3 separate regions of the Homo sapiens genome follow, and all the other regions are linked to region 3. A link is an interaction called in ENCODE POLR2A ChIA-PET data of the cell type or tissue named here. Cell type or tissue: PC-9. All regions are shown on one strand.

Evidence for each region. ChIA-PET counts read pairs that join two places held together with the same protein. Peaks named below come from ENCODE experiments on the same cell type or tissue, not always from the same donor. Only the 100,000 strongest peaks of a DNase experiment are listed, where the experiment ranks them.
Region 1: POLR2A ChIA-PET joins it to region 3 with 10 read pairs; 2 of 35 experiments call an interaction of 5 or more read pairs at or near these places.
Region 2: POLR2A ChIA-PET joins it to region 3 with 18 read pairs; 3 of 35 experiments call an interaction of 5 or more read pairs at or near these places.

The regions. Positions count from the first base shown.
Region 1 is chr14:74,456,182-74,464,181 of GRCh38, reverse strand. It overlaps a transcript of SYNDIG1L not described here. Among named protein-coding and RNA genes, the nearest start is that of MIR4709, 20 kb to the left of the region's middle. In PC-9, CTCF peaks have their summits at 4,238 and 4,443 (motif pointing left); no DNase peak of the experiment used is centred here.
Region 2 is chr14:74,629,751-74,637,750 of GRCh38, reverse strand. No RefSeq gene overlaps it. Among named protein-coding and RNA genes, the nearest start is that of LTBP2, 22 kb to the right of the region's middle. RefSeq lists a silencer at 2,411-2,705 and enhancers at 5,709-6,357, 6,358-7,007. In PC-9, no CTCF peak of the experiment used is centred here; DNase peaks (open chromatin) are centred at 4,240 and 7,905.
Region 3 is chr14:74,569,013-74,577,012 of GRCh38, reverse strand. All of the region lies in intron 3 of LTBP2 (latent transforming growth factor beta binding protein 2), which reads left to right. Among named protein-coding and RNA genes, the nearest start is that of LTBP2, 39 kb to the left of the region's middle. In PC-9, CTCF peaks have their summits at 3,255 and 3,458 (motif pointing left); DNase peaks (open chromatin) are centred at 3,462, 3,822, 4,982, 6,482 and 1 weaker place; H3K4me3 peaks cover 3,091 bases; H3K27ac peaks cover 7,877 bases.

The sequences.
Region 1 (8,000 bases), 110 kb after region 3:
TTCACTCCCTACCCACAACCCTACCCTCTGGCCTCTTTCAGGGCAGGTATAACCAAGCAGGAGTAGCTAGACTGCTTTGACCCTACAGGCCAGAACAAACCCATTCTGCAGCCCAAGGGTTGCCACGGTCAGACCCCATTGCTGGAAATGGACAAGGAATTGGTCTCTGAGCCCAGCTCTACCTCAGACTTGCTGCTTATGCCGCAGTGTAGATCCTGAGGCTTGGTGAGTTGCCCGGTTCATCAGCCTACCCTTAGTTCAGTCTACCCAACAATCATCTCAGATGTGCAGAAACCTAGCCTACTTTCTAAAGCAGGCTGATCAGGTTGCACGTTGCTCTAGCTAATTTCTGGCATTTAATGCTTCTCTTCCCTAACCTGGATCTGTCATTTCTGTCATGACTAAAACTTAACCTTTTTCTATTTTGTTGTTAAAGGAGACAGAACAGTCGGTCATATTTCTTAAGGCAAAGGGCCCCCTTAGGCTTGAAAACCATAATCAAATCACCCCTTAGGCTTCTCCATCTGAGGTTGATGGATCTCAGTTGCTTTCCTCATTAATTACAGCTGTATCCTTATTTCTTCTTAAGGCCTCTCCCCTCGTCTTTTAGCTGAGGTATCCGAGACCGCACAAAGAGTAGCCTCAAAGTGCTGATCTGAACTGACGACAGTGGGAAGAGGGCAGGAACCATGAGACAGTCTATGGGGCTGGCATGGAGAGTTTGGTGTGCAGGAGTGGCAGAAGACAAGGTTAGCAGAGGCCAGATCATCCCAGCCTCATCCACCATAGGCAAAGAAGGGACACTCTGCAGAACCCTGAGCTGCTCCAACCCTTCAGGGATGGACAGATAGTAAAGAGAAGCTTGTGACTACAGCCATGGAGGGGCAAAAGGCAAAGGAACTCCAGGAGCCTGTGAGGGCACAGGAGCCAAGGAAGAAGTGTTTAGCTAGGGAGGGAGTGCCCAATGTGGAGTGTTGCAGGGAAGCCACATATGATAAGGACTGAGAAGTGGCCATTGGATTTCAAAACAAGGAAGTTATTGGAGACCCAGGGAGAGCAGTCTGAATGAAGAGAGCAAAATGTGGAGGCAGGCAATGTGCACGACTCTCTCAAGAAGTCCGGCTGTGAAGGAAAGTGGGGTTGCCAGCCTCCAAATGTCCCCCATGATCCGACATCTTGGTATTCTCAGCCTTGTTAGTTCCCTGCCACATTGTATTGGAGTTGGTCTGTGTGCCCAGTAGAAAACAGCAGAAGGGATGGACTGTCACTTCCAAGACTCAAGTACAGTTGCTCCTTGACCCATGAGGGGGTTACATTCCAATAAACCCATCATAAGTGGAAAATATCATAAGTCAAAAATGCATTTAGGCTAAGAATAATGGCTCATACCTGTAATACCTGTAATTGCAGCACTTTGGGAGGCTGAGGTGGGAGGATTGCTTGAGTTCAGGAGTTCGAGACCAGCCTGGGCAACATAGTAAAACCCTGTCTCTGTAAAAAATACAAAAATTAGCCCAGCATAGTGGCACACACCTATAGTCCTATCTACTTGGGAAGCTGAGGCAGGAGGATCACTGGAACCCAGGAGTTCAGGGCTGCAGTGAGCCATGATCATACCATTGCACTCCAGCCCGGGCATTTAACACACCTAACCTACCAAACTCATAGCTTAGCCTAGCCTACTTTTTTTTTTCTTTTGAGATAGCGTCTCATTCTGTCATTCAGGCTGGAGTGCAGTGGCGTGATCACAGCTCACTGCAACCTCCACCTCCCGGATTCAGGTGATTATCCTGACTCAGCCTCCCAAGTAGCTGGAACTACAGGCGTGCACCACCACACCTGGCTAATTTTTGTATTTTTAGTACAGACGGAGTTTCACTATGTTGGCCAGGCTGGTCTCGAACTCCTGACCTCAGGTGATCCACCCACCTCAGCCTCCCAAAGTGCTGGGATTACAGGAGTGAGCCACAGCGCCTGGCCAACATAGCCTACATTAAGCGTGCTTTGAACACTTATGCTAGCATACAGTTAGGCAAAATCATCCTGCAACACAGCACACCACAGAGTATTGATTGTTTTTTGTTTTGTTTTGTTTTTGAGACAGAGTCTCACTCTGTCCCCAGGCTGGAGTGCAGTGGTTTGAACTCGGCTCACTGCAACCTCCACCTCCCAGGTTCAAGCAATTCTAGTACCTCAGCCACCCGAGTAGCTGGGATTACAGGTGTGTGCCACCAAGACCAGCTAAATTTTTTTTGTATTTTTTGTTGAGATAGGGTTTCGCCATGTTGCCCAGGCTGGCCTCAAACTCCTGAGCTCAAGCAATCTTGCCCACTTCAGCCTCCCAAAGTGCTGGCATTACAGACATGAGCCACTGCACCCGGCCTTGTTTATTGTTTTATGTTTGTTGTTTTATGCTGCTAAATTTTGGGGTAATATGTTACAGAAGCAACAGAGAATGAAGGCAGGGAGACTGAGATAAGGATATGAGGACAAGGGAGAGGATTTTTGTTTTGTTTTTAAAGAGTGAATCTGAAACATGTTTAAATGCTAATGAGAAGAAGCCAGTAGACAGGGGAAAGTGGAAAATTAGAGAGAAGGGCATGGGAAATCAATTGAATGAGGTTTTCGGGCAGGTGGAAAGAGAGAGGGCCTAATGTACTTGAAGGTGTTAGCCTAAGTTTCTAGGAGGGACACCTGGATCCTCTCCCATTGTGACCAGAGAGCAAAGGAGGAAAGGACAAAATCTGTTTGGCAGCAGGATATTGATGGAATTTCTGCCAAATATCTTATTTTCTCGTGATGTTATCCACTGAGAATATGGAGGGAGATGTTGGGGAAGGTGCTGTATTGAAAAAAGTAGAGAAGTCTGAAAGAGCTAATGGCGAGCTCAGGAAACAGAAAATTCTGGGCAGAGAAAGAGAAAATTGGTGTGATGGACGGGCGCGGTGGCTCACGCCTGTAATCCCAGCACTTTGGGAGGCCAAGGCGGGCAGATCACCTGAGATCAGAAGTTCGAGACCAGCCTGGCCAACATGGAGAAACCTGACTGTGTAGTCCCCTCGGTCTCTGCAGCTGTGTGACTTTTCTCCAGTGGTGCCCAGCATGCTAGATATGGGTGCAGAAAAAGCAAATAATTGAATTCCCTTTGAGCTGGGGCTTATGCCAAAGGGGAGTCATGAAAAGACAAGGGGGCCACGGAGATGAGGCTGTTCGTATAAGAGCGATTAAAAGAAGCCAGGCACAGTTGCTCACTCCTGTAATCCCAGCACTTTGGGACACCAAGGCGGGCAGATCACTTTGAGCTCAGGAGTTCAAGACCAGCCTGGCCAACATGGTGAAACCCTGTCTCTATTAAAAATACAAAAATTAGCCCGGCATTGTTGGCCGGCACCTGTGATCCCAGCTATAGCTATTAATACATGGGAGGCTGAGGTGGGAGAATGGCTTGAACCCAGGAGGCGGAGGTTGCAGTGAGCCGAGACCACACCACTGCACTCCAGCCTGGGAGCCGAAGCAAGAGTGATTAGAAGAAATGGAACATGGGCCCAGGCTGGCCCAGGATGGAAGGGAAAACAGGAAGGGTCAATACGAGGAGAAAAGAAAAAGCCAAGGGTTTCTCAGTGGACCAGCGCTGTCACAGGCAGTTGTAGTTTGAAAGGCTGGGGAGAGCACGAAGTGCGTGGGGTTGTAGCCCGCCTGCAGGAAATTTGGATCTAACATTCCAGAGGTGGGGCAGCTCTGAAATGACCAGGTTCAGGAGGTGGCTGTGGAATGGGGGCCTACAGTAGAGTGACCAAGCTGGTGGGAGGGTGGGGTCCCTGGGGATGTGACATCATCCCAGATGATGATGACATTTAAGTTTGCAGCTGTTAATAGGGAAAGCGAGGTCTTCTGTGAACAAGACGGATCCACGGCAGCACCAAGAAGAACAGAGTGTAGAGTAGGTGGTAAGAGCCCCACTGGAACAGGGCTGAGACGGTGAGACAGGGCAGGGCTTAATGGCTTGCTGATCCGGAGTCTGCCATCTGCTTCCTGAGCTTAAAGCCTGAGAGGAAAGGGCAGCTTCCACCTGAGAAGGCACAAAGGGAAGCCATGTCTGTAGGAGAGAGCCAGGCCATCAGGCCACAGAGATGAGAGGGAGGAAGAGCTGGGGGTCCCTGGAGGTCCAGGGGAAATTTTGAATGGACGGAGAGCCATGGAAGGAGGGAAGGGGAATCCTAGAAGCATCTGGGAGGAGAGCAGAAGCCTCGCTGGCAGAAGGGGCTACTTCCTGGGGACAGTAGATTTGGCTGGCTGCAATTTTTAAAGAAATCCATCTGGGCAGTGAGTTATTGGGGCCTCTCTGAAGGAGTCAGCAACAGCCCTGGACCACACGCACAGGCTGGTGCCATGACTCAGCCTGGGTTGGAATTAGCAGTGGCCTCTGGTGGCTGGTGGCGGTAGTGGGGGGCTTTGGCCAACTAATGTAGAGGTAGCCAAGGCCTGGACGTTACAGCCCTGAAGGGGCTGCATGTCCCCCCACAGGCTCCTGGACCAGAGTCTGGCCCTGTGTCCTGAAGATGCAGGGTACCAAGCATGGTTTGAAAAGTGATCTGTTTGGCCTGAGCTTAGCAGCAAGTAAGAACAAGTCCTCACAATTTCAGTCACATGATTCCCGAGAACTGTTCTGTTTTGTTTTGAGACACGATCTCACACTGTCGCCCAGGCTGGAGTGCAGTGGCACAATCTGGACTCACTGCAACCTCCGCCTCCCACTCTCAAGGGATCCTCCCACCTCAGACTCCTGAGTAGCTGGGACTGTAGGCTTGCACCACCATGCTCAGCTAATCTTGTATTTTTTATAGAGACAGGGTTTCGCCATGTTGCTCAAAGTCCTGGGCTCAAGCGATCTGCCCGCCTCAGCCTCCCAAAGTGCTGGGATTACAGGTGTGAGCCACCACACCCAGCCACCTGTTTTTATGCATCCCTGTCTCCTGCTGGTTTTTGAGGCACAGCCAGCTTGCCAACACAATGACCCAGGGACTTTCCCTACCGTGCCCTCTCCCCTCCAGAGACAGAGACAGTGCTGCTTGCTCCCCTTGGCCTGCTGGGTGCATGCTGCTGCTCTCAGAGCTCCAAGCTGTCTGCTCTAGATAACTTCTCCACTCAGCGTCTCATCCCAACCTCCAAGATGCTGTGCGGGTCCTGCCACAGGCTCTCACACACATTGCCCACAGCCCCGACACCATCACACGAAACAGGCACACTTCCCTGTCCACTGCAGACGGTGGACAGCAGGGAGTTCCAGAGGGTGCAGGGAAAAGTGGAGACAGCAGACAGAGCTCCCCAGACCCAGGGCTTGGTCTCCTTACCCACAGAATGGGGTTAATCACATCTGCCTGACTCCTTCACAGCAGTCATGTCAAGGTGTGTATAAAATGTTTGCTGACAAACCTGTTCAAAAGTGCCCATTTAATTATTTTCTAGGTACAAAAAAAATTTTCTGGGTGATGCTATAATAGCTCTCTGGACTTGTCTGTAATAACTAGTATTTGCACAGCACTTTTTTTTTTTTTTTTTTGAGATGGAGTCTTGCTCTGTCACCTGGGCTGGAGTGCAATGGTGCGATCTTGGCTCACTGCAACCTCCGCCTCCTGGGTTCAAGCGATTCTTCTGCCTCAGCCTCCCGAGTAGCTGGGATTACAGGCACCTGCCACCACGCCCAGCTAATTTTTGTATTTTTTTTTAGTAGACACAGGGTCTTCACCATGTTGGCCAGGCTGGTTTTGAACTCCTGAGCTCAGGTGATCCACCCACCTCAGCTTCCCAAAGTGCTGAGGTTACCCGCCAAAGTGCTGGGATTATAGGTGTGAGCCTCCGCACCCAGCCTGCACAGCACTTTCTAACCTGCAAAGCACATTCACAAACTTGCTTAGGGGCAATCATATTTGAAAGGGCCTAGCATAGAGCCTGACATACAGACTACACTCAGTAAATGAGTTATTATTTTCTCACTCAGTCCTCACAGCTCCATTTTATAAATGAAAAAACTGAGGTTTAAAGGGGTTAATAGACCTACCCAAGTTTCTCTCAGAAATTGTTCCAAGCTGGGCGCAGTGGCTCTCCCGTAATCCCAGCACTTTGGGAGGTCGAGGCGGGAGGATCACTTGAGCCCAGGAGTTCGAGAGCAACCTAGGCAACATAGTGAGACCTCATCTCTACAAAAAATAAAAAAAAATTAGCTAGGCATGGTGGCACTTGGCTGTAGTCCCAGCTACTCAGGAGGCTGGGGTGGGAGAATCACTTGAGCTCACAAGATTGAGGCTGCAGTGAGTTGTGACCGCACCACTGCAGCTCCAAAACTGAAGGCTTCTGATTCCAAATCTCGAGCCCTTTAAATTGCATCACCTGCCTCTGTGGGAAACAGCAGACCCCTTTTCAATGATCCTAATAAGCTTTGGAGAGAGGCAAGAGTCCCCTGGGAGGGGAAATGGAGCGTATGGCTTTGGGCCTCTTTGCTGCCCCCCTTCTATAGGATAATCCTGAGAAGCACCTACAGAAATCCTGCGTCCAGGAACAAGTGGATAAAAAGGGAATAGGAAGCAGGGAGAGGAAGAATATAAACAACCAAGCTGAAGACAGCCAGAGAAAGTAAATGTGACCAGTGAGGCAGAGAGCTGATGGATGGCAGCATCTCTGGAGGAGGAAATGTGGCCGCAGAGGATGGAAGGAGGGTGCGGGAGGCCCAGAGAAGCAGGGCGGGAGAGTGGCTCTTGGTGAATCAGGCGTGCAAGGAGCTGCTGTTTCTCCTCAGTGCAGGATATTGATGGCTTATTGACCCAAAGCATGGGAGAGGGCGCCTGCTAGGGGAGAAGGAGCTCAGCCCAGGGCTGGCTAGGGGAATGGGGAGGCAAGGGCTGTGGGAAAGGAGGCCTGGGAGCAAGGACCAGTGTGAGGGAGGGAGAGGGATGGAGGAGGCAAGTGGGGTGACGCCTTGTGGAGCAGGAGAGGGCATCGACCCAGCACCTGACCTGGTTTTCTGAGGTCGCCTGGGGTCCCTTGAGTGCTGGAAACCACTAGCTACTTTGCCCAGCCTTCCCGGCTGTCAAATCTCTTTGAAGGCCTTGGGCACGCTGGCCCCAGATGCTTAGCATGCATCGGATAACACTCAGACCGTTGTGGCAAAATTAGCCAATTTCCAAAACCCATTAAATACGCCTCCTGATAGCATCTCTCTCAGGGCCATTTTCAAAAGCGTGAACTGCCTGGGAAGCCTTCACCATGGCTAGTTCTAGGCTGCCTTCTCCTCCCATGTGGCCTGACTCCATGAACTGAGTGACTTCCCTCCATGGCTCCTGCAGGGGCACAGCTGTTGCTCCTAGAATCCTGCCGCCGAGAGCCAAGGTGGCCCTACTAGGAAGTCCTATTGCATACGTCCAGCCCCCAACTGATGGACAACACACCAGGCTCCTGGACAGTGGTTTCCAGCTCCAGCTTGGAAGGAAATTTGCTGCATAACCCCCACCCCCAGCTCCAGTGACCCCTCTTTTATAAGATGGAAACAAAATGCATTTATACCTCATTGGGAAAAGGAAATGGAAATTTAAAAGTCAGAGAATTGAAAAGGATCTTTATTTTATTTTATTTTATGGGTTTTTGTTTTGTTTTGTTTTGAGATGGAGTTTTGCTCTTGTTGCCCAGGCTGGGGTGAATGGCACAATCTCAGCTCACTGCAACCTCCCCCTCCCAGGTTCAAGTGATTCTCCTGCCTCAGCCTCCTATATAGCTGGGATTACAGGCATGCACCACCAGGCCCGGCAAATTTTTTTGTATTTAGTAGAGACGGGGTTTCACTGTGTTAGTCAGGCTGGTCTCAAACTCCTGACCTCAGGTGATACACCTGCCTTGGCCTCCCAAAGTGCTGGGATTACAGGCATGAGGCACTGCGCCCAGCAAAGGATCTTAAATATGACCTACCTACCTCCTTCACTTTATATGTGAGAAAACCAACACCCAGAGAG
Region 2 (8,000 bases), 61 kb before region 3:
CCCTGGGGGAGGATGGCAGGATGGCAAGTGCCCAGTGCTCACAGAGCAGTGTGCTGGATGAGGGGCAGAAGGGAGACGGGGGAAGAAGGGAGGCTACTGTTGCATAGTTTGCCTTAGGACAGCCTTGACTGATGAAACCACCTTCCAGGCTCCAAGAGATTTTTCTCTCCATAGCTGCTCCTGATCTGGCTTAGAGACAATTGCCTCTGCCTTCTTTATCTCTGAAGCCTTCCCCCCAGCCCCACCTACTTGGCTTTTGACTCCTTGCAGGGTTGCAAAGGGGCCTGCAATGCCTGCACTGCCTGTCTCCTGCTTGGGGGGCTCTGGGTTCAGCTGCTGTCTCTAAGCTGGTGGCTGCTTTTGGCTTCTGCTCCAGGAGCTGCAGACGGGCCAGCAGGGGGTCTCCAGAGAGGCCAGACCCTGGAGTTAGTTAAATGAGGACCAGCTGGGTTGAAGCAGGAACGTTTTAGCCTTCCTGAGGCAGACGGAGCCTCAGCCTCAGACCCCTGCCATGCAAGCCCTTTTCCCATCACCCACTCTCTACTCTACTTCTTGGGGCTGAAGTTGTTGATATATTTCAGGCCCTGCCTCCCCAGTCCCTTCCCCCTGCAGCCCTGCTTAGAGGGCCAGCTGACTGCTCTCCCGTCCTGCCTGTCTGCCCTGGTAGTTGCCCTTCAAGCTGGGTAGTAGCTGTAGATATCAGGAGGTGCTGCTGTTCTCCAGGGCTTGGGAAAATATCCTACACTTGACCTTTCCCCCCGGCGGGGAGAGGAATGTTGAGGCCAGAGCTGAGTGGGATCTGCTATCCTGGCAGGCGGCCTGCCTGCGCCTCTGGATGAATGATGGGGATGGGCTAAGAGGGTCAGAGACTCTCCCAGCACAGGCAGAAAAGACTGAGTGCCCCAGACTGGGCCAACCTCTCATCTTTGGGGTCCATTCCCCATGCCAGAGCCCTGGGCTGGCTCTCAAGGCTGTCCCCATCATTCCTGAAACACTGAGCTGTCTGCAGTGTCCTCAGAGTCTGTCACCGCATCACACTCTCTCCAGGGAGGCTGGATTAGCTGCCCAGAGTTAACAGAGAGGGCACTGGGAGGGGGCAATTGTTGATTCTCAGTCTTCACATCTGAAAATGGCAATAGGGCTGGATTTGTGGTTTTCAAGCGGTATTCGGACAAGCCCCAACGTTCCTCCAAGATGCCTCAGAGGCTATAAGGCAAAGGGAAGTATGTGTGTTGGGGTGTTTGGGGAGAGATCAAGGGCGGGCCCCTTTCCAGCCACAGGAGCTCCCCAGTTTCCTGTTCACATCTTGGATCTGACTCCTGAACCCCTGGCAGTCTGGTCCCTGAATCCCTAGCCCCTGCATCCCACACTACTCTGCTTGCCTTGCCTGTGAGTTCCTCCAGCACAAGAGCCTTCCTACCTCCAGGATCTTATGACATCTCCTCCTGACCGTCCTCCTCCATACCTCCTTTCTGAGTTCTGTGCACCCTTCAGATCTCAGCTCCAATGTCATTCCTTTGGGGATACCTTCCCCAAATCCCCTCCCAAGTCTGTATTAGGTCATCTAGCTGCATACGTCTCTTTCTTAGCTCTACTTCAATTGCAGCTCACTGTTGATCTACTTATCTAATTATTTTCCCAGTGTCTGTCTCCTCCACTACACTGTATGCTCACAAGGGCTGGAATCAGGTCTGGATTGCATGCTGCTGTATCCCCTAGCACAGCACCTGGGACAGAGTTGGCATTCAGTAAATATTTGTTGAATGCTGAAACACTGCACAAAGGTTTTGCTCAAAAAAAAAAAAAAAAAAAAGTTGAAAACCGCTGGCCTAGAGGCTCTCTCAGTCAGTCCCCTTCCAATTCCATTTTTTTTTTCTTTGAGACAGTCTCGCTCAGTTGCCCAGGCTGGAGTGCAGTGGTGCGATCTTGGCTCACTGCAACCTCTGCCTCATGGGTTCATGCTATTCTCCTGCCTCAGCCTCCTGAGTAGCTGGGATTACGGGTGTGTGCCACCATGCCTGGTTAATTTTTGTTTTTAGTAGAGATGGGGTTTCACCATGTTGGCCAGGCTGGTCTCGAACTTCTGGTCTCAAGACATCCACTTGCCTTGACCTCCCAAATTGTTGGGATTACAGGCGTGAGCCACCGCGCCCTGCTCCCTTCCAATTCTGCATCCACATCCTTAAAACTTGGATGCAATTACCTTCACCACCAAAATATTTCTGGCCCTCCCCATTAAAACTTTACCTGGCCTTTTCTTAATTTCCATGGTGTTTAGAAGGGAGTGATGTAAACAGTAATGGGAAGAAAAATAAAGGAACTCCAAGAAAGGCAGGGTATTAGCCCCCTCCACCCACTAGAGAAGCAGATGGGGGTGGGGAAGACAGCCATGTGCTGGAAGAAGAGGACAGGGCCCAGCACTCAAACCTCCTCTGAGTCTCAGGGGGTTTGTTTGTCTCAGGACACACCTGTCCCACATCCATTGAGCTGCCTGGCAGGGGAGGAGTTCGCTGCCACTTAGGCTCCAGTGACCATAGCTCTCAGGCCAGCTGTTTCCTTGCCTTTGAATTAGTGGCTGACCCTGTGTTGTCTCCTGCCTGTTCCAAGCAGCCTGGGAGACTTCCAAGCATGTCTTTTACAGGCCAGATGTGTGTCCACTGGCTGTGAATTCTTGTATGGAGAACAGGTGGGTGGTAATTATTCTAGCAGGAGCTGAGCGTGACTGGAAGCTAAGGAGACAATTCTATGGAGCTGTCAAGAACAGAAACAATGTTCTTTTCCTGAGCTTGCTTTTATAGGAGGAGAGGGAGATGCAATCCAGGGCTGTGGCAGGAGCCTTGGCCCCTATGGCAGGTTCTGCAGCGTCCTGGAAATTCCCATCCCCCACCCCATCCATCCCCCACCTCTCTCAATTGACATCCCATGTGTAGAGAACATCTGCTGTGCACATATGCCCAGCACTTCTTCCCTTCCTTGAGTAACAGAAACTCAGCTTTCCTTTGGGAAACTCAAACTCCCCAATTCCATGCATTCCTGGTGGGGCTGCCAGCCACAGGACTCTCCCAACCCTCCATTCTCAAAGGGTGAGCATAGACCCAAGATCTGTCAGACTTTTTCCTGGGGAATTTGAATCTGAGTTGGAGTCATTACCCATAATGGAAGGCAGTTGCTTTAGAATCATCCAAAGCCAGACAGCTCATGAGTTCCCGCTACCCAGACCCCCAAAGCTGCCCTGGTCCCTTCTCAGGCCTGAGTGTTGAAGGCCTCCTTCAGTACCATGTATCTTTCCAACAAATTCTCTTTCGCCACTTATGTTTGCCAGAGCCAGCTTCTGTAACTTGCAGCCAAAGCTGATGTGTATCCCATACGCTTGTATCCCAGCCTTCTTTTCCAGCCCTTTCTCTTTCTCATGTTCTACCTGAAAATCCATTTTTACTTTCCACACCCTGAAAACCTTTATGCCCCCTAACCTTTTTCCCCTGTCAAGAACGCTTAGGAAAGAGTCTATCCCCAATCTTTTTTTTGGGAGGGGGGGCGGCGGGAGGGAGTCTCACTCTGTCGCCAGGCTGGAGTGCAGTGCCACGATCTCAGCTCACTGCAACCTCTGACTCCTGCGTTCAGGCAATTCTCCTGTCTCAGCCTCCCGAGTAGCTGGGATTACAGGTGCCTGCCACCACGCCCAGCTGATTTTTGTATTTTTAGTAGAGATGGGTTTCACCATGTTGGCCAGGATGGTCTTGATCTCCTGACTTCATGATCCACCTGCCTTGGCCTCCCAAAGTGCTGGGATTACAGGTGTGAGCCACCGTGCTGGGTCTTTACCCAATCTTTATACTTCAGAGTAAATGAAAACATTCTCTTTGATCTCCTCTTGGGCAGATGCATTTCTAAGTGCTGACCGAGTGCCTTAGCATCTTGTTTCAGAAATCAGAAGTATTCGTGAAGAGGTGGGAGAGAGATTTCAGGGGGCAGAGTAGACTTTCCCTAAAACGCCCTGCCATGAACCCTGACCCCTTCTCCCCTGCACTTATCCGTCACTTGGATGCAGTGGGAATTGCCTTGTCCCAGACCTGGTCTGTTGGGCAGCTGTTTATATCGGTTCTCTGGGAATTATCCCCTGATACTCATTAAGTTTTGTTCCCACTGGAGTTACCTGCCTCAAGCTGTAAGATCACAATTCCATGCAACTAAGCACCTCCAGTGTGTGTAAGGTTCTGAGTCAGGTGTCTGAGATACAGCTGTTCATGTTTGCAGTCTTGTTGAGCAAACAGAGCCAAACCCACCATGCTGACTACATGAACTGAATGCTGTGGGAGAGCTGAGCCCATGGCCCTAGGATTGCAAAGCAGGGAGGGCTGGAGTCCACCTAGCCTGTCTCTCTCAGCTGGTATATAAATTGGAGTTCTTTTTTTTTTTTTTTTTTTTTTTTTTGAGAGTCTCACTCTGTCACCCAGGCTGGAGTGCAGTGGCACAATCTTAGCTCACTGCAACCTCTGCCGCCTGGGTTCAAGTGATTCTCCTGCCTCAGCCTCCTGAGTAGCTGGGACTACAGGTGCCCGCCACAATGCCCAGCTAATTTCTTTTGTATTTTTAATAGAGATGGTGTTTCACCATGTTGGCCAAGCTGGTCTCAAATTCCTGATCTCAGGTGATCTACCCCTCTTGGCCTCCCGAAGTGCTGGGATTACAGGTGGGAGCCACTGTGCCCAGCTAGAGTTCTTTTCTTATGAGCAATAAGGATTCTAATTTTTATTTTTTGTTATTTATTAATTTATTTTTTGAGACAGGGTCTCGCTCCGTCACCCAGGCTGGAGTGTGTGCCGAGATCATGGCTCATGGCAGACTTCAACTCCCGCGCTCGAGCAGTTCTCCAGCCTCAGCTTCCCAAGTAGCTGAGACCACAGGTGTGTGCTACGACGCCTGAATAATATTTTGATTTTTTGTAGAGATGGAATCTCACCATCTTGCCAAGGCTGATCTCAAACTCCTGGGCCCAGTGATCCTCCAACCTTGGCCTCCCAAAGTGCTGGGATTACAGGTGTGAGCCACTGCACCTGGCCAGGACTCTCATTTGTACATTAAAAAAGAGTAAGGTTACCACAAAGATTTTAGGAGCAAACATAATAGAAATAAGAACTGAACAAGTAGATAGGAAGAATGCCAGGAATGTAGGCAGTAATGAGGCTCCCAGCCCCGGGAACTTTTTGGGGAGCTGCGATTGGATGGTTTAGTTATAACTGTGTGTCTCTGCTTCAGGGCCAAATCATGGGAGAGAATCTGATTGGGCCAGTTTGGGTTGTTTGCCCCATTGCAAATATTGCAACTGGCTGTTCCATCAGACAGCCTAGAAAAGGGAAGAGCAGTTCCCTAAAGGAAAATGGATGCTGGTAGGAGAATAAGAGAGGAAGGATGCTGGGCAGACAGAGCCCGTGATAGTCACAGGCTGGAGGGTGCCACCCTGTCTGCGGGGTGCACTATTCCCTTGTGCTGTTTCCATAGCAACCATAGGCCGAGCAAAAGGCTGGAATCAATGAAAATCACTGGGTGCAGAGAGGGTTCAGTCCTCTTGTGTTATAGGTGGATAAACTGAGGCCCCAAGGGGAGAGGCCACTTGTCTGTGGTCACAGCCTTAGGTTTTCACCTGCAGCCAATGTTGATGCTGAACCAGGAGTGCACAGGGTCAAACTGGATCCACAGGCTCTGCTTCTGGTAGGAATTTTCTGTACCAGAGGTGGGGTGGGGGTGAGGGTCCATATGAAAGCCACTGGGAGGGGCCACCCTGCCTGTGAAAGGTTAATGCAGATGTTCTGTAAATATTTATCCACCTGCGTTGGGCCCACTGGAGCTGGGAGGTAGAGTCAGCACCCCTCCACTTCTAACACCATGCCCAGGATGCAGGCAGAAAGGCCACTCTCGAGTCCCTGGATCCTGGACGTCGGAGAGGAAAAACTACCTGCTGGGGTGATCTGCCCCCTGCACGCACACAAAAGACAGCCCCTGCTGTCTGTCTAGAGCTGTGTCTAGCTCCTGGCTCCAGTGAGGCTTTGTGAGTGATCCTTGGGGCTCCCAAAGTGACCCTCCTCCTGGGTCTCAGGACAGTCCACTGCAGAAGTCACCAGGCTCAGGCCTCCTTCCAGCCCTCGGCTCTCCCCTGCCAGGCCTAGCCAGATCTTCCCAGTCCCAGACAAGCCCTGCCTTAGTGTTTACAGTCTGTGAATACTTGTGGCCATTTCTGCTGCCCTGACGGGGCAGGATGGACTTGCCCATTCCGTCTGCCCTTTTAAGTCAGTCAACTGTCCAGCCTTTGGCTCAGTCCAGCTGTTCTCCTCAGGGCCGGTGCCTGCAGCTGACAACCCCCCTGGGGCCTCCTCCCTCCCCAGGGTTGGCAGGGTGCCTCTGTAGCCCCTTGGCTTTCTCTCCTCCATGCCGCAGTCCCTTGGCATCTTTCTAATCCCCTTTCCCCCAGGAGGTCTTGTTTCAGCCTCATCTGATCAGCCCTCACCTCCCAACCCCTTCTCCTGGCTGTTCCAGCCTCTAGCTTGAGATTCCAGGGGATGGGGAGGGGACAGGCCCTGTTTCCACCACGCTCGGTCTTTTCCCGTCCAGCTGGCATGGGGAGGATCTTCCCTTGCTGGCCTTCACACGCTGTGCCGTTTCCGTCTGCTTCCAGCTCATTAGTGCAGGTATGATGGGAGCCAGACTTGCCTCTTGCCCAACACTGACCTCACGGCTCCTGCTCAGCGACCCCTTCCCGTCCCCTGCCCCAGCTCCCAGTGCTTCCCACCCAGTCTGGAACACTTGGATACAGCACACAGTGTGCGGCCTCCTCCCTACACCTGGCCCCTCCACAGGTTCTCACTCTCTCTCTCAGATTTTCCCTGGCCTGGTTCTCTTTCAGGGTCTGGAAATGGGGAGGCCTTTCTGCCTGGGCAGCCTGTGGATCTAGCCAAACCTTCCTCAGCCAACCCCAAGCCAGGGTGAAAGTCCACTGGCAGGTTTTGTTGGGGCGAGCTAAGGAGGTAGTGAACTCCCAGGGCTGGACAGGACCCCCTCAAATCATCTTAGCCCTTCCAGTGTCTTCTGGGAAACATCACAACCATCCCGGATTGCTGAGCATTTACCAGTTTTCTTGGACAACTGACTTCCCCACTTCCCCTTACCTTTAATAAGAAGAAACGTCACATGAACCGTTTTTTGTTTTGTTTTGTTTTGTTTTGAGACAGGGTCTCACTCTGTTGCCCAGGCTGGGGTGCAGTAGTGCGATCTCAGCTCACTGCAACCTCTGCCTCCCCTGCTCAAGTGATCCCTACCACCTCAGCCTCCCGAATAGCTGGGACTACAGGGCATGCACCACCACGCTCGGCTAATTTTTTGTATTTTTGGTGGAGACAGGGTCTTGCTGTGTTGTAAAGGCTGGTCTCAAACTCCTGAGCTCAAGTGATCCACCTGCCTCAGCCTTCCAAAGTGCTGGGATTGTAGGTGTGAGCCACTGCACTTGGCCACGATCCTTTTTTAATGCGTAGAATCTCTTGCTGCCCTCACTCCCTGCACATACTCACCCACCCAGCCTGTGTTGCACTGACTTATTTTCCACTGCAGTTTTTGTCAACTCCCCTTTTCTTGTGCTCAGTGTGAAGAATACCGCTCACTGTCTTCTATATGGGACAAACAAGCAAATGAAGAAAACGCCTTGGTATAGGTGAAGATCTGACAGAGCCTGCCCTTGGCCTCCTTTTTCTTCAGGCTGAGGGGTTCCAAGGCCTTTCTTCTGGGGACATATAAACTGCCCATCCTGCTGCTCCTTCATGCCTTACCCTCTTGGTTTGCCCTTAGTTATCCCCACCTCTGTTAAGGACTCCGGCAGCTGAGCCTGTACCTCTAGCCCAGGTGGGCATTGAAATGCACATGTGGGTTGTGAAATCACCATAGTGAGTCACAACCAGCATTAAAAACAAAACAGGGCCAGGCGTGGTGGCTCACGTCTGTAATCCCAGCACTTT
Region 3 (8,000 bases):
CACTTAACATCACTAAGCATTAATGTCCCTTTCTGTAAAATGAGAGGGTTAATTCTCCCCTCACTGGGATGTTGTGAGAATTAACTAAGACGTGTGTGAAAGATTGCTTTGTGAGTTTTAACATGCCTTGCAAATGCTTGTTATTACTTTTTAGCTGTCCTGACACTGGGCTTGGGTATTTGCTCATGCCTGGTATATGTACAGAAGCCACTTTTAGGAAGAAGCTCCTTAATGAGGCCCTTGAGGAAATAGTTTAGAGGAAATCTTTTAATTTTAAGCTTAGGGAAGGACATCCCCTGTTGTGTCCATCTTAACACAACAACAGGGGATGTCCTTCCATCATATCATACTCTCTGTGACAGGTACCCCAAGAGTTGTACAGTGTACAGCGTATGCAGCTGTATGTGGTGACCCCAGACCTGGCTTCTTCCCTAGAAGGAGATGTCTCCCATTTTTCCAATATTTAATATTTTCAAACCTCAACTTGAGAGTCCTTTCCTCTGGCTCACTTTTTATTTCCACAGTACTTTCTATTTTCCACTTTCTAACGTAGCATATAATTTACTTATTTATTACATTGGTATATAATCCATTTTTCCCAGTTACTATATTCCTCAAGAGCAGGGATCTTTGTTTTGTTCACTGACATATCCCAAGCTCCTAGAATGGTGCCCAGGATATAGCAGGCCCTCACTAACTAAATATCCACTGAATGGACACCCCTGTCCTAACGCATCTTCTGTTGCTTCCTAGAGCAGAGAGATGGTCTCAGGGCCATTTCCTTCTGAGCTGATGCTCGGGCCATCCCCTAGCAAGTCACTGACATGGAGGGGCTCTCCCAGCCCTCCCAACAGGTGGTGCTTCCTCACCCTGTGCCCCTTGGCCCTGGGAGTCGGAAGCCAGGCAAACTGAGGGCAATGCCTCTCCCCTGAGGGCAGGGAGAGTGGGCTTGACAGACCCTCAGGAGTGCTGAGAGTCTGGACAGGGGGTTGTGGCAGCTGTAAAGGAGGCTCCTCCTGGTTTCTTCCATCTCTTGGGCCTTAGAAGAGCCCCCATGACTCCCCTTCCCTGGGGCTGTGGGTTTGGAAGAGGGAGGGCTCAGAGGGGTTAGGAAGAAGGGGAATGCTCACTGTAGGCCTCCAGCCAGATCCAATGGAAGAGATTTTATTTTCCCAAGTCTGAGGGTGCAGAAGCCCTGCTCATGCTTTTTGAGGAGAGTGGGAAGAGACCTTTGTCTCAGCCAAGAACTTCCTTCACCACCCACGCCCCATCTCCCTGCTGTTGCAGAGGGTAGGTTCTAGAAATGTGGATGGGCCACACTAAGGCTTGTGGAGGGTCCCTTGGCACTCAACCTCTGCCAGCCCCAGTGCATCCCTGTCCAGCAGAGACTATTTGGAGTGGCCAGATGGGTCTGAGGCACTGTGTTCCAGCCAGGCAGGGGAGGGACGCCTGCTGTTCTGCATTGGACCTTTCAGCTGTTGGACACAACACCAGGGGTTGTCCTTCACATTATAGTCTCTGTGACAGGTAACCCAAGAGTTGTGCAGTGCACAGCCTGTGCAGCTGTATGTGGTGATACTAGACCTGGCTTCTTTCTGGGAAGGAGAGAGATGTCTCCTATTTCCCTTACAAAGTGTATTGCTTCAAGGCCGTCCTTTCCAGCTGGGTTTGGCTGTTGAGGTCCCTTCGAGGTTCCCCTGAAAGGGGGATGGATCTCTGGGCCTTTGTAGTGTTAACGTGCATCTCTCCAACCCACACAAATACCTGAGATCCATGGAGGTCAGGCCCTGAGCAGGCCACGGCTGGCCTTAGGGGGTACAGGTGTGGGATGATAAAAAGACTCCAGCTCTGGGCAGATGTAGCCCAGGGCACACGGTCTAGCTATGCTTTGATCCGGAGCCTAGAAGTCCCAGGAGAGGTTGTGAGGAAGGTGGGGGCCAGTGTGCCTTCCTTCTTCTGCGTGATAAAGCCGGCAACCTCTTCCTTTTCTCATGCTGGGCACAGAGCAGACATCTCTGGGTTGGTGAGGATGCCGAGCTCAGGCCTCTGAGTGCTCAGGGGAGGAGGCCCCGCCTTCTCCCCACATGGGGCACTGGGCAGATTCAAGGGAAATGGTGTCTGCTTTCTACACACTTCCTCCTACCTTCCCCCTTCTCCCATTTGAGCCTGAAGGCGGACATCTGGCCCAAGAAGATCTCAAACTCTCTGATGACAACCTAGTGACTCCCTTTTTTAGTATTCTCCCAGAGCTGAGGAATATATGGACCGCATCCTGGGTTTGGTTTCAGGAGAGGACTCCTCCCAGCCCTGCCCCAGGTCCAGCCCTAAACAAATCTCTGAGATACGAGCTATTCACCTTCTGTCCTCCCAGAGCCTACAGTTCGGTGATGGGGAAAGCTACCTTTTCCAGTTCATCATCATCATCTTCATCATCAGTAGGATTTATTGCACCCTGCTGTGTTTCAGGCATTGTGCTAGATTCCTACCCTATTCTTTTCCTCCTTGCTGTCCCCACTTTAGAGTCACCAGCTCAGTGACATGCAGGACATGGATGTTGTACAAATGTCTTTTGGTCAATTGTGTCGTGTCCAAATAGTGGAGTATAAATGGCATAGCACAGGGACCAGCACCCAGGAGCACAGGGGTGCAGAGGTTCCCCAGAGCTCATCATGGCCTTAGTGGTGTGCTTAGAATTATGGTTACCATGGCGGAAGTTTGGGTTAAGATTGACTAGCACTAAGGTTGTGGTTAGGGTGACATTCTATTTAACAGTACGGTAGTGGTTAGGGTAAGATTAGAGGAATAACTTTAGCAGTGCAGCATTAGGGTGAGGTTTTAATCTTAGGATTGTGGTCAGGGTTGGGTTAGGGTTATGCTAAAGTAACATTTAGGACTGTGGGTGTTTTCGATTGTATGTGTGGTTGTTGTTCTAACCCACCATTGATGGAGCCTTATTGAATAAGCTGACAGTTTACAGGCACCACCTAATTTAATACTGGGGACAGCTCGGCACAGTGGCTAAGAGCATGGGCCACGAGTCAGACAGATCCCGGTTCCACTTGACTCGGTTACTCCCCAGTCGTGCTATCAAGTGTGTTCTTTCACCTCCCCGAGTCTCAATGTGAAAGACTGATGATACCAATACTGGCTGCGCAGAGCTGTGGTCAGAATAACACAAAGGAATGTGGATAAAGTGCCGGCTCACATAGGTAAGTGCTCAGTACTCGATAGCAAATACTTTTTCTTGTCTGGGTCAGTTAGAGTTCCAGCAGGAAAGGGATGGCACACTCGATGTATTTATTTACAAAAGCACTGGCAGAGTCAAGAGAAAACAATGAATAATGGTGGAGTATCCCAGGGTAGTTACGTAGGCAAGCTCTTACCCTCCAGGTCTAAAGGGGCAAGGGACCAGCAGTCATAAGAACCCAGGGTAGCTCAGGCTATAGGAGAGGGCCATGGACAGGGCTGCGGCCTCTGGTGGAGGAATGCAGCCACTGCTCACCTGCAGTACCTGTTGCGAGGGAGCTGGGAGGATCTGCACCTCCACTCACCCTTCTCCTGCCCTCTGACCTCCTGCCACAGTTCCCCACTGATGGAACTGGACCAGAAGGCAGAGGGCAAAGGAATCTCCCAGGACTCAGAGTGGGATGGAGAGGGATCCAGGGGCAAGTGGAAGATCTTCAGCACATTTGCCAGTCCTTGCCATGACCCTGTGAGGAGGGTATTCCCATGACTCCCACTTTGCAATGAGGACACTGAGGGTAAGGGCGATTCCAGCCTAGCTCTCCTCGACTTCAGAACTTGTGATTATAGTCATTGTGCGAACCAGCCTCCAGGGCATGTGAGCGTAGGCAAGTGCGGAAACATCCAGCTTGGCTTGGAAACTGCAGAGTACTGGGTTAGGCAAGGTATCCAGCGTCTTTTCAGAAAACTACAGAAGTCGGTGAGAGCCTGGAGCAGCATTCGGCCTCATTAAAATGTTAATGTATACAGTTTCCAGCACCGGACTTAAAATAACTAGTGACAATAAACATTTCAAGCTTGTAGCTATGTTCATAGCATCTAGCCAACTTAAATCCTGTAGGATTTTTGTTTGAAAGGAAGAGGCTGGGAGCAATGAAGCAAGAAAAGAGAGGAAAGACTGGCAAAGCTCTTTTTCAGATGGCCCAGGGAAGGTTCGCCCCATCCGGCTGCTTTTTACAGAACTGGCTGCTCACTCAGTGAGGGTCTCCCTCTGCGGGGGTATGTGTGTGTATGCGTGTGTGTGTGGCGGGGCGTGGGTGGAAGCTGTGGAGAGAACATGTCTCAAAAGTCATAATGGAGATTTTTTCAGGCTCCGTGAATTCTCCTTTTGAGCTCAAGTTTTTCAAATATGTATCAGGTTTCACCTCTTGTCCAGGACATAAAGGAGGTTTCTGATTTATGGGTCCGGTAGTTTTTCCAGTTACTCCATCTTTAAATCTGCCATCAGTTAATTAATTTGCCACGGTCAGAAAAGGCACTGTGAGCTTCCCAGGTGAAAATAACTTTAGCAAAGTATGATCACAGTTTAAAAAAAAAAAAAAGGGAGGCATTCTGAAACATACACTTGTTTCCACTTGTGAAATTAACTGAATCAGTGTCTCGGCACTCCTCCTCCTCCCCCTGTCATGGCGCATGCACACACACACACTCTCTCTCTCTCTCTCTCACACACACACACACAGACACACACACACACACACACACCCCACCTCTGCAGAAGGGCTAAAGGGGAAGATTTAAACCTGGCAGGATAATTTCCCAGAAAAGGATTAGAAGGGGAAAATGGATTAACTGCAAAGTCATCTGATGACTGTGTTGTATGAGGCTGCTTGGGACCCAGAGGGGTGTATTCGTCTGTCTGTGTCTATCTGTCTGCAGATGACACCGGGAAGATTGCTAAATGATTCCCAATAATGAAATGTGAAAACACATAGTTGCTTTGCTAGCCACATAGCTGTGGTTTTGTGTCTGTGATTCATGGTGGAAGTGAGTAGCTGCGACAAGCATTCTGTGGGTTTTTTTTTTTCTCCTTATTTCTCCTACAAAAATATTTGTGAAAGGTCTAAAAGGAAGTGGAGTACTTTTTGAAAAGAAAAAAAATCCCTGTTCCTTGCAAAACAAAGATTACAGATGAAAACTTCTGGAGCTACCACATTTCTGCTTCCAGATGTCGCCTACGCTGCATTTTCCTCCTGGAGCCTCAGCCCTGCCCACGATGTAACATGTCCACCCGCGAGTGCCCGCAGCAGAGGCCACTTGAGGGAGTCTGCATCTGCAGGGGTCTGGCGGTATCCTCTCAAGACCCCAGCCAGGCCACGCCCTTCCAGGGGAGAAAAATTAATTCCACATTTCTTTCTTTTTTGATGTTCTTGGGACAAGGTCAGAGGCTCCACAAAATGCAGTAGCGTGTGAGGGCAGAATTGTGAAATAATTTATGTCTTAAATAAACCTGAGTTTGAATCTCAGCTCCACCACTTAGCTATGCAGCCTACAGTGAGTGATTTAACCTTGTGAGCTTCAGTGTTCTCATCTGTAGGCTGGGGATGATCATTGCTACCTTATGGAATTGTCAGAAGGATTGACTAATCCACGTAAGTGCATCTGGCACATTTTTGGTCCTCTATAAATGACACCCAGTCTTTTTTGGTGGGGAGGAGGATGGAGTCTCGCTCTGTTATCCAGGCTGGAGTGCAGTGGCATGACCTCGGCTCACTGCAACCTCTGTCTCCCAGGTTCAAGCAATTCTCCTGCCTCAGCCTCCTAAGTAACTGGGGAATTACAGGTGCCCACCACCATGCTCAGCTAATTTTTGTATTTTTAGTAGAGACGGGGTTTCACTATGTTGGCCAGGCTGGTATCGAACTCCTGACCTCAAGTGATCCGCCCACCTCAGCCTTCCAAAGGGCTGGGATTACAGGCATGAGCCACCGTGCCCACTCTTTTTTTTTTTTTTAATATAAAGAAAAGTGGTTTATTTGGTTCATGGTTCTGTACATTTGTTCAAAGTCTCACCGTACCCACTCTTACTTGTCCCCTGCCTCGGGGGTTATCTGAGCCTTTCAGAAATGCAGCAGCGGTCATCAGAAACTTTGAGAATTTGCCCAGAGCACTTGAAGGTGTTTCCAGACCTGGGAGGTTTCTGGTCACAGCCAAGGGTGAGCAGCAGGGTGGGGAAGGGAATCTCATCCCCCAGAGGCAGACAGAGCTCAGCCTGAAGACCCTGGCCCAGCACTTCCCTGCTGGGGATGACCCCGGGCAAGTTAGCAGGCTCCCTGTGCTTCAGTTTTCTCTTCTGTAAAATGGGGACACTAGTTCCTGTATCATAGGGTTGCTGTACTAATCAAGTAAATAAAAAAATAAAATGCCTTAGCAGAGGCCTGGCACATCATAGGTTGACAGATTTGGGCTGCTAGATTGCTGAATGGAAGCTTTCCAGGTTGGGGCCCTAGTTCCCATAGAAATCTCCTTTTGTTTATGGCCCCGGGGTAAATTTCCAGCCCCTGTGAGAGCGGAAAGGGCAGGCTGGGACTTTGGCCAGTTCCTGAAAGTGTATCTTTGACCCAGGTCCCTAGCTGCCTTAGTCTACAGTGTGCTTGTCGGGGCAGGCCCACGAGTGGGGTAAACACATCTGGAGTCAGGCCTGTGTTTGCTGTTCAATAAGCCAGACCTGCTAAGCTTGTGCATGGGCATGTGTGGGGGCGCATCATGGAGGGTGGAAGGGTCCTGAAGGCCATGAGCTGGGAACTCAAGGGTTCAGGAGGTGAGCATCTCATGGCCAAGTTAGTGGTGGTGAGATGTTTGTATACCAGGTTTGCTGTGGCTTTGGGAAAGAGTCCTAGCTCAATCCCCTCAGCCTAGGTGTCTCTCCTCCCCTTCCTCCAGCCCCTCCTCCAATCTCCTGTAGCACTTGCCAGGTCCCTAGGCCCTGCCTTGCATTTTCATTCCCTTTTCATGGCTGCAGCTCTCCAGCCACTTCTGGTTTTCATACACTTCCTTGTAGTTAATGCAGCATCACCATGGCAGCTTGTGGAGGGAGTTTGGCTGCAGTGATGGGAGGGGTGAGATGAGCTTTAGAGCCTGGCAGTCCTGAGCTTTAGGACTGTGGGTTTTGCCGTTCATGAGATACGTGAGCTTGGGCCAGCTACCTTCCTCCTTCATGCCGCAAATTTCTCATAGGTCATAGTGGGGCAGAGACACCTATGTCTTAGGTTCTTGTTAGGGGACCTTTATAAGGTCATGTGTGTTTGGTGCCTGGTGCTCAGCCTGTGTTTAGTAAGTATAGCAATTATTTCATCAAGACAGGTTGTGTGGGAAGGACTCTGACGCCCCAGCAGATACCCAGAGGAAGAGATACCAGTGGACAAATCTCATTATAGTCTGATCTCTGCCCCTCAGCACAGCTGGCTTCTGTCATTGGACCTGGGAGGAGTAACCCCCTTTTGGCATGAGCAGATGCCCTGTTCTAATAGCCAGGGGAAACCCAGGCCTTGATCTGAGCTCCAGCAGCACGTCTGTACACAACTTTAGTCCTTCAGTTCAACATTCCCAGTGTCTGCCCACCCAAAGAACCTGTGCTAAGAGGGGGTCTCCTGCAATTAGACCCCATAACACATTCCAAGTGGTAAGCCAGGAATAAATAACCTTCTCCTGTGTGAATCTCATACTTCCTATTAATCATTCTTCCATTCATTCAGGCCAGTTGGAAGAAAGGATGCTAAAAAGAGGGATGTTCTCTGAGTCGGGCAACTGACAAGGATTTTGTTCAGACTTGGCCACCCTTCTTTCCCTCCCTCCCTCCCTCCCTCCCTCCCTGCTTCCCTTCTTCCCTCCTTCCCTCCATCTCTATCTTCATTCCAGGCACTAGATGACTTGGACCCATGCCTCGCCTCTAAGAGCTCACATCCAGCGGTTTGACATGCTCAAGCAGCTACAGCACACCCAGCCCTTGGGAAGCTTTTGCAAGTGCTCTAGGAGAC